3 separate regions of the Homo sapiens genome follow, and regions 2 and 3 are each linked to region 1. A link is a loop called in an ENCODE intact Hi-C map of the cell type or tissue named here. Cell type or tissue: heart left ventricle. All regions are shown on one strand. Each heading gives the region's core, and the rest is flanking DNA. Links, peaks and the distances in the headings are about the cores only.

What was found. Hi-C counts contacts between places; a loop is a spot of excess contacts. Peaks named below come from ENCODE experiments on the same cell type or tissue, not always from the same donor. Only the 100,000 strongest peaks of a DNase experiment are listed, where the experiment ranks them.
Region 2: it touches region 1 in a loop (5-fold over the local background); 7 of 110 quality-filtered maps call a loop at or near these places.
Region 3: it touches region 1 in a loop (6-fold over the local background); 3 of 110 quality-filtered maps call a loop at or near these places.

Annotation. Positions count from the first base shown.
Region 1 is chr4:23,365,898-23,370,569 of GRCh38, forward strand. All of the region lies in intron 17 of LOC105374524 (a long non-coding RNA gene), which reads left to right. The region is part of intron 2 of LOC105374523 (a long non-coding RNA gene); the gene reads right to left. Among named protein-coding and RNA genes, the nearest start is that of PPARGC1A-AS1, 400 kb to the right of the region's middle. In heart left ventricle, for the core only: a CTCF peak has its summit at 2,367 (motif pointing right); no DNase peak of the experiment used is centred there; H3K27ac peaks cover 415 bases.
Region 2 is chr4:23,929,944-23,932,443 of GRCh38, forward strand. It overlaps a transcript of PPARGC1A not described here. Among named protein-coding and RNA genes, the nearest start is that of PPARGC1A, 41 kb to the left of the region's middle. RefSeq lists enhancers at 495-2,126, 2,211-2,500. In heart left ventricle, for the core only: no CTCF peak of the experiment used is centred there; a DNase peak (open chromatin) is centred at 1,088; H3K27ac peaks cover 2,500 bases.
Region 3 is chr4:23,880,557-23,883,056 of GRCh38, forward strand. The region is part of intron 2 of PPARGC1A (PPARG coactivator 1 alpha); the gene reads right to left. Among named protein-coding and RNA genes, the nearest start is that of PPARGC1A, 8.2 kb to the right of the region's middle. In heart left ventricle, for the core only: a CTCF peak has its summit at 1,491 (motif pointing right); no DNase peak of the experiment used is centred there; H3K4me3 peaks cover 321 bases; H3K27ac peaks cover 2,309 bases.

The DNA of each region.
Region 1 (4,672 bases), core at 828-3,327:
CATGTACAAACTTTTATGTCATGTCTTATAGCCCACCACAGCACAGTGACACTTTTCAGGGTGCACTGAAAGCAAGATCAAAGATATGATGAAGTGACATAAAATTGTAAGCCACCAGATTCACAACAACATTCAAAAGTTTGGCAGGAGGGCATCATTAATATTTAAGAAGATTCCCTGCTTTTTGGCAGGAATTCTGCACACAACTTTCCAATTAGCATGCTTTATGGCTGGGGAGAAGCTGGTTTATCGGTTGTAAGTACATTGTCTGACTGAAATCTTTCCTGTCAGATAAATTACAAAGGAATTTGTACAACTTTACCCAGACTCAGACTTAGCTCAAGATTAATATGAAAACAGGGCCCTCCCTCAAGTCTTCTTTGAGTTCTTCTGAGAGTTTTCTTCATTAAGTCTTCCAAATGCTCTGCTTAGCTAGTGAAACATTAAATGATATTCTTACCAGGAGGTGCAGGATGGAAGTTTCAACTAAATCTTCTCACAAGAATGATCTAGATTGAGACATTGCATTAGGGACTGGGAGTGAATTACTTACCGTGACACAACCTTCTTACTTTCTGCTTGCTATGGGTTGAAATACAATTAATATAACTTGAGCTGAGTAGGATGAAACCTTAACTTAATAAACAAAAGCTTGATGGTGTCTCTTCCATTTTATGATTCGTGCCCTCTGGGCAAAATCTCAAAACATCAATAGGTAATTTTTCTGGGGATATTTTATTGTTTTGAAACATTTTAAATGTGTTTCTGAGATTCTGTATAGTCCTATTTGAGATGAATCATGACTTAAGGATGTTCTTGACTTACTGTTGCATGAAAGGAACCCCAAACATTTCCCATTAGAGAGAACTTTGTCCTACATAAGGGAACCTTTCCATCATTATCAAACTGTTGTTAGTGAAAACTTACAGGCTAATAATTTAGTTGTTCTAAATTTGCAGCATGTTGGTAGAAAACATTATTTCCCTTGTGATATTTATGGTTTAATTTGAAAATTAAATGCAAAAGAATTCTGCACTAACACTATGTACACACACAAAAAATCTCTTGAGGTCGCATCATAAAAAGTATTCATAATTCTGTGATTAACAGCCCTAACACATATGCATTGTGCTTTGAAATTGAGATGTTACATCTAATAGCTAATCTAATTTTCTGATTAACTTTGAATATATCTAAAGCAGCTGTTATTCATATAGGACACATTTATAAACCCAATGTGTATAGGATTTATATCATTATTTTCTATCAATGTCTTATTAATTGATTTGTTATAACAACATAAATATTTTTTCTCACATGAGAAAATAAATTATGCTGATAGTAAGCAAGCCAAAATCTCTTTGACAGTCATTGTGCCCAACTGAGATTTTTCTAGATGGATGCTATCCTTTCAATGATGAATTCCTCAGGAACAGGACTAGTGAGACACACTTTCTAAGCAAAAAATTTAAGGGGCCTCCAAAAAGCTCAGTAATCAAGATAAATAACACTTTAAGATGATATTTAAAATCTAAATTAATGCAAAACTACTTAATGAACAAAATACCAAAATTTTAAATCAAGACAGGGTTAGTATCACTGATATTTCCTTTGCCTCAGGTTCCATTATGGCTCAGCAGGACACTGGAATGTTTCCATTTCTTAACAGATCAATGGTAAATATTCACTTTGTATTATTTGTATAATAATATTTTCAGCCTTGATGTTGCACTAGTTTTAAAATGTTAACTCACTTTAATATGTGATTCTTTTTCCACCAAGGCTGTAAATTATTAGAAATCAGAAACTCTGGTTATACCTCTCTATTGCAGTAAACTACTGATCATAATAACTGTTTAACTCTACTTAAAACCACACTTGGATAAGGAGAAGACAGTCTTTCTTCTTAAGAGGCTATTTATTGAAACAAAAAAAGTCATACAGTTAGCAAGTTACAGGGAAGAAAAAAAGCAGTGGTTTGATTATTATCTCTGCCACTCAGTACCTGTGTGACTTCAGGCATGTTACTTAACTTCTCTGGTCCTCCATTTTCCCACCTGTGATATGAACATTTTACTGGGTGACACTGAAGATTAAGTGAGATAACCAGTGTGAAATACTCAACCCATACCAGACACTAAGGATTTTTTTCCTTCCCGAATTGCATTGTCTCCATCATATCTATGAATAATTAATACACACTTTTAGTTCCAAGATGCCAACCAAGTAGGCAATCATTCTTCTCTACGGATCATCACTGGGGCCACAGAAGTATGCCTGCACTCAAGAGCTAGCTCCGCCTCCCCACCTTTCCTGACCCTAGCTATATCTGGCTATTGGTTGTCTAACCTGGGGCATACACCAGATGGCAGTGTCCCATTGAGGACTAGATGTTTCTAGCCTTTCAGCTCACTGACCAAGTGACCAGTTGCTTTGCCATATCTGTATGCGTGTTACAGGTCAATAGCCTTAGCCTTGGGGCCTAGTAGATGTTCATTGTAAAAATAAACACTGGAAAAACCTCTGTACAGATTCTATTCCCCTTCAATTGCAAAGCATTTCATTTGCAAGGTCAATTGGAAAAGGTACATATGTGATGTAGTAGTAAGCATGCACTTCAAATAGGTTTGTGTCAATATTTACATTTGTGTGCACTTCAACAAGTAAGTACATAACGATCCTTTACGGTCTGACACAGTGCTAGGCACCAAAGCTACAGGCATAAGGAATGCAGGTTCACTACCTTCAAGCAACTCATTGTTTGGTAGAAAAGACAGCGTTTTATGCAACCAATAATAATACAATGTGATTATTGTTATTCTATTTAACACAGATGACTTCCAATTTTTTTTATCTTTTATGTATCTGTCCTGGAGTTAATGCATTGCATGGATTTTACTAAGTTCACTTGCCGTTAGCTAAAAACTCTCAAATGTAGATGCCTAGTGTTTTCCATTTAAAATATATAGAGCCTTTCTATCTTGCTACAATCCATCATGTATGTGACGTTTGACGTGTATATACCATATCCACTTTTTAATACTAAGAAGTAGTATACTCAACAGTTCTGCCACATCTATTAATTTATCTTACAAATATTTATTATGGGATGCCAGGTACTCTGCTTACGAAAGTGTAAATATGAATGAACTAGAGTTCTTGCTCTAATAAAAGGTTAAAAATGGTTAGAATGTGAAGTTCTGCTAAGGCAGTGTGCTGCAAGCACGTGAGTGAGTATGAGTGTGTATAAATTTATGTACACATGCAATTCTTAGCTGTGCTACTGCTATCTTTGGTAATATTTGTGAACTGATGGCTGAGTCATTTACACAAGGGATGTGTGTGTATGTGTGGGTGTGTGTTGTCACTTGGTGTATGATTATGGTTGCTGAAATTAAAGGCCACTTTTCTGTGTAGTTCTCACAAAGACACACATCATCTAGGATTGCCAAACTGGAAAAATAATAACTAGAGTAAATTTATTCTGGTCACATTGTCCTTCCCTTTTTCTTATTCATTCCCTTCCTGTCTCCGTCCTGAGCCACCTGCCTCCCACCAGGAGCAGTCACGTGCCCTCCCATGACCTCTAAGGACTCACAGGAATCTGATTTTCCTACTGCATCCTGCCAGCTGGGGCCTTGGGAATCTGACACCCCACTGGATCTTTCACAGGCTCTGCCCTGGCATTTCAGAGTAGGCGCCACACAGATCCCTCCCTCTCTTGTGCCCCAATCTATGCAAGGACACTGCCCATGGCATTTCAAAGACCAGCTCTGCTACTGGGAGGCTTGCTGTTCCTGGGAACCTGACTGCCAACACCAATGGAAGCTCAGCAAAGAGGCAGCTTTTTAGGTTCCTTGGCCAGTGGGGCCCCAAAGGTGCCTATTAGAGCTGCACATGGCCGACAGATTAAAGTTCAAATGCAGCTGGATCATTATCTGAGATTTAGATGAAAAGGGGATTCGAAACCCTCTCTTCTTTCTCAAAGTGTTGATAATTTCCCTCTGCACAAAAGGGAAGAGTGGAAATAGTCCCCGAAATCCTGACTTATCTGTGGAATATTGGAACTGACATCTACTTTTTTGGCCATTGATGTTTTAGGAGGCATCGTAGTTACTGTCTGTTCCTTCCTATAATTCACAAGGTCTGTGACTGAGTCTGGGAATCTACATTTTTAAAAATGCACCTTCTTTTTTTTTTTAATGTAGTCTAAATGGAAGCCACTGCTTAAAGTTTCTTCCTAACCTGATGCACTGTGAGTCTATTGCCTCCAGGATACAAACAGGGAAGCTTATCATTACAAAATCAAGTAAGAAGACAGGAGCAGACCAAGCTTAGACCTCAAGTGTCCTGGCATCTCATTGACTCCTGGCCCTCTGCACTCAGCTGACTCCAACAGAGCCCAGGTTTTACCACGTGAGCTTCAAATGAGGAATGAGGCCTGGACTCTGCATGGAAAAAGCAGATGGACACTTACAAGGCTTCCACAGGGCTCCAAAAATGACAAAGTCATTGTTGAGTGCTGTAAAAAGATAGCCAGAAGAAAAAGGAGTTGTGAGTTCTGGGAATGAGATGATAAAACAATGCAAATTTCTAAACAATGCCAATTTCTAAAAATGAAAGAACATAGCAAAGAATGAAGCAAGGGCTGCGGTGGGTAGGCCCTTGGTTG
Region 2 (2,500 bases), core at 1-2,500, 560 kb after region 1:
TTAACAGACCATAAACTCACCAAGGAAATCCTCAAAACATGGCTGATATTCAACCTCTCCTATAGATTTGCAGACTCTGTTTTTTGTCACCCCACTCCAGGGTGCCACGTTAAATATATGTATATTTTAGCATCCTTGACATCTTTAAATGATATCATCTGAATTTTTACCTAGATATTCTGTTTCATTTACCTTTAAGTCCCCAAATCAGGTTTGAAATTCCTTTTCATTCACACAGAAAGAATATTTATATTACTACCCATGGCTTCAAGCAGGACAAAATCCCTCTCCACCATGAGTGACTCTGAACTTGATTTTTGGTGTAACAGCCCTCACATTGTACCATTACATATATACTCAAGGGCAGAAAATAAATAATAAATTATAGCATTTCTTATGTTTGCTTTGCACCATCCAAGATGTCAATCATATTGTGGGGAGTAACGCCTTCTGACCACTGACATTTAGGTACAACGCTGAAGGACTATTTCTCCAGCTAGCACTTCAACACGGTTCTCTAATATCTTAAAGATCAACCTTAACAACAACAATGATGACAAAGGTATGAATTTTATCAGTTACAAGGTATAAAAAAAGGTTTTGAAATATGAACAACCTTATCATTGATTTCTTTCTTTTTAGGCCAAAAGAGCATATATCATTCAAGCTATGGGGACAAAAATAAATTGTTGCCAGAGGCTGTTCAAATGGAAACCAGTAGCACCCTTCAGGGTTCAATGTACTTTTTTGTTTCTTTTTTCCTACCCAGACTCTCAAAGGGACAAACACATGCAGGAAAGTGATCCTGGAAAGAAGGGGTTAATATAAGCTGCACAGTGCACTCAGTGATGCCTTAAATAATTGTCACATGTCCCCTATAATCTGTCCCATGCTGTCAGCACTGAGTTAGTCATAATAATATCAGATAAGAGCTGTTCAAAGTGACACACTAACCAACATGGGAGCCACATGACTTTCTGGCTTGGCTACTGCCCTTCAGCTGAACTTTGGCTTAGAACACAAGGCTCCCAGAGGCAGCCTGGCACATGCCGCCGCGTGGAGTGTCCGGTGGCATTTTCCGTTGCTAGGGCCTCTGTTGCTTCACAGTCTAGTGAGGGGCAGCTGGGGATCAGTGACAGGGAGTCACCTGCTCACCCCACCTCTGGGGACAGGGAAAGGAATTGGCTGCTGTGGTGGCCGCTGCCTTTCTGAGCTTGTGCTGGGACTCCCTGTCCCCTCCACAGTTGATTAGTTTTGCAAATGTGTGTGTCACGCGTTATGCCAAGAACCACAGCAGGGAAACTCGGACCCCCAAAGGGAGTTTGTGCTGGAAGAGGTAGAGAAGGAATGTGACTCTTGGCTAAGAGGACACAAAGGCAAGGGCAGGAAGGAAGGAGGAAAAAAAAAGGAAGGAAAGTTATTACCTCTGGGTAGAAGGTTACTGTAGACTAGCTCTATTTTATTTGTGCTTTTCTGTATCCCCGCCCTGACTTTTTTTTTTACTTCCAGCATACTTTAGATTTTTAATTTAAAAAGTTAAGGCACATATTTTTTAAAGGAGAATAAAGAAAGAATAGTGAAAAAGAGGAAGAAAGGAAGGTGACCCATTCACTCACTGATTCATTCACAAAGCAGAGACCAGAAAGGAAGCAAGAATCCAATGTCATCTGACATTGGATTTGAGAACATTTATTGGCAGTGTGCCTCTGGCATACTTACCTAACACCTCTCTCTAAGCTTTATTATCCTCGGCAGTAAAATGGAAAAATAATACCTAAGTTACAAGACTGCCATGGGGATAAAAAGAGGTGATATATGCTAAGTGGCTAACAAGTGGTAGGTGCTCAATAATCAGTAGCTCATGGGAAGCCATGGAAGTTATGACGATCTTTGGAGTCAGAGATACCCAGATCCAAAGTCTGACTCCAGCACTTACCATGGTGTGACCTCAGGCAAATTATCTCACCTTGCGGAGCCTCAGTTTCTCATGTACAAAATGGGGATAATGATACCCCATTGTCAGGGTTGTTAAAAGGAGTTACTGTTAATGCTTTACACTTGGCAAATAATCAGGCACATGGTAGTTATACAGTAATTTGTAACAGGAGTTGCCATAGTGGTGGTGGTCATAGTAGCTAAAAATAGAAAGAAGGCAAATCCATTCATTAATTCAACAAACGGAAATAGCAAGATGTACAAGTAAAAGTAATAATCAGACAAATGTATAGAGAAGAGATAACTAAAAACCAAAGGTACTGATCAATAAAGATTGGAAGAGTCTAAAAGGACCCAAATACATGAGAAGACAGAGAACAAGAGAATGCTCTTAGTGGGACTAATTAGTTCCTCGCTTAGTTCCTCGCTTGGCTGGGAACTATCTAGTCCATCCTCCTCCTGCCTCCAGGGAGCTAATGCTATCCTTCCATTCTATAGATCGAAGTGCAGACGTCTCCAGTGGCTTTTCCCAGATCACACAGCTAATAAGTAGCATAAAAGGGGT
Region 3 (2,500 bases), core at 1-2,500, 510 kb after region 1:
TAATATATGTCCATTTTTGCAAAATTTAGAATATAACTGAAAGCCAAATGAAGAAAAGTAAAGTATCTATATTCCCACTAGAATAACCAAGTAGCCTTGAAAGCGTCCACATTCATTTCCTTGATTGCATATAGCAGGATAATTTACACACAAATACAAAACCACCACTCACCCTTTTCTGCTACAAAGTTCACAGTTTCAGGCTTCCTGAGAGTTCCAGCAATGACCAAACATGAACGCTGGCTACAGCTGTGAGAGTCCTTCTCCCCCCATCAGCAAAGGCAGTCCTCAGAACGTATTACAAGTAATGACCTAGAGACGACTGCATTCTCACTTGCCATCATTCTAACGAACCCCAAGTAGCTTCATTCAGAAGTAACAGACGAATGAATGAAAGATGCCCATTCAGTTGTATCATGGAGGCATTAAAGCAGGTGTTAAAATAAACCAGGGACAAGGTTGCCCACAGTGACCCAGAAAGGCCAATATGCTATTTAAACTAACCCCATGCCATCCATCTTTACAGACTGCTGTGCTGCAAAAGTAGTCCTTTATTCTCCTCCTTCAAACAATGCACAAAGGCAACAGAGGGAAGGAAGTTATGTTGCAATATTCTGAAACATAAATCTTGCTACCAGCCGGTCCAGGGACGCATCCTGTTTTCCTTACACATGGATCAGATTCACTGGAGGCTGTTACCTCTGAGCCTTTTGCTTTGTTTTTTAAAGTGGCTTCTGAATCGTACCTGGTCACCTGCATTTACACATCCAAACACAGGTTGCGTAAGCAGAGAACATTGTTTGCGTGTCCAGTTACTCAACCAACATGTGCTATTGCATGTTGCTACCCCTCTGCCACCACCCAGAATTCCCTTTCTCAAATTGTGACATTCAGCTTCATTTTTTATCATTATTAAGTTTGTGATGTTAAATAAAAATTAAACTTAGATTCAAACATATGGAAGAAACAAAAAGAAGAGATACATAATTTACTCTCAACATTTTAAGACTCTGCCACTCTATTATATATCCCTAAATCCCACTTTCTGCTTTGATGAGAATTCAGTCGATGGCCAGTTTCCAGTGGTGTCATTGACGTGCTACTTGAGTCAGGGAAAAGCATTTAACTACTCAGTGCCTGATTTTATTCTGGGAATCCAAAGTAGATAATGCTTGTTATTGTCAGATCAGAGACAGCAGAGCCCGTGACTGTTTAACTTACTCAAGTACAAGGCCTTCTCAAATGTGATGAGGCAGGGCTTTGCAAATTGGAAGAAGGTGAGTGCAGGTGAAAAGTCCACTGTGAGTGGCCGGCCCTGGGAAGGCACTTCCCTGAAATGCTGCTTTGGTAGAAGCAACACAAACCTGTGGCCATGAAAGAGTTATCTGGTTTCATACGAACCTTCTTCACAGGGAAGACCCAATTTTAGAATGTCACCTGTGCTGAAAACACGCTTTCCTTTCACATTACAGAAAAGATGCCTGAGTTTAACACTAGAGGGCAAAGAGTGGAGGTGTCCTCATGCCATGCAAATACTCCTGAAGCTGCTGCTGTTGGTAAGGGCATTGCCACATATGACTTTACCCTTTGCCTCGATAAAGAATGGGCTTTGTGACATCAGAGAAAACTGTTATGGGAACTTACCTAAACAGTCACTTTTGCCCTCTGACACTAAGAGGATACCTGACATATTAGTCCTGGAGCCCCAGGCATCCCGATATCGTTATACGACTTCTCATTCTTTATATCCAGTAGCTTACTATGTCTTCTCTCAGAAATCTGACCAATTAATCATTAGTAATTTATAAAGGGGAAGCCTGTGACTTTATTTAAAAGCAGGGTTTTTCAACCTCAGTGCTTTTTTCATTGGAGGCTGAATCATTTTTTGTGGTGGGAGCTGTCCTGTAGGCTGTTGGATGTTTAGCAGCATTCCTTGTCTCTAGTCTCTACTCAATAAATGCTCGTAGCATCCCCTTGTCCCCAGGGATAACAACCAAACATGCCTCCAGATATTGTCAAATGTCCCGTGAATTGGGGTGTGGGGCGGGGACCAAAATCGCCTTTGGTTGAGAATCATTGGTTTAAAATGACCTAATGAGAGACTAAATTAAATGAACTTCTGTTTTAGAGTGCTGAAAATAATTTTATTAGCATAGAATATGATACAGGGAGACAAAAAGGGTGGCATGGCATATATTAAGCACCTACATGTAGATAATTAACTAGATGCTGAACCAAGTCTCCTGAAGGTATAAATGCAAAGTACCTCTCACAAATACCACAACACAAAATATAGGGACATAAAAGTTATGGAGAAAGTTGTATTTTTTTTAAAGTAGCCCACCAGAGAGGCATTGACTCCTATGCCATCTCCCCTACCGCTAAGTTATTCTCTAGCCTCTACAAAATGCATGGCATTCACCTGATATGAAATAGGTGATTTTTAGATAAGAGGTCTATGGAGATGGACATTTTTTAAAGCATTGTTTATTTAATGCAG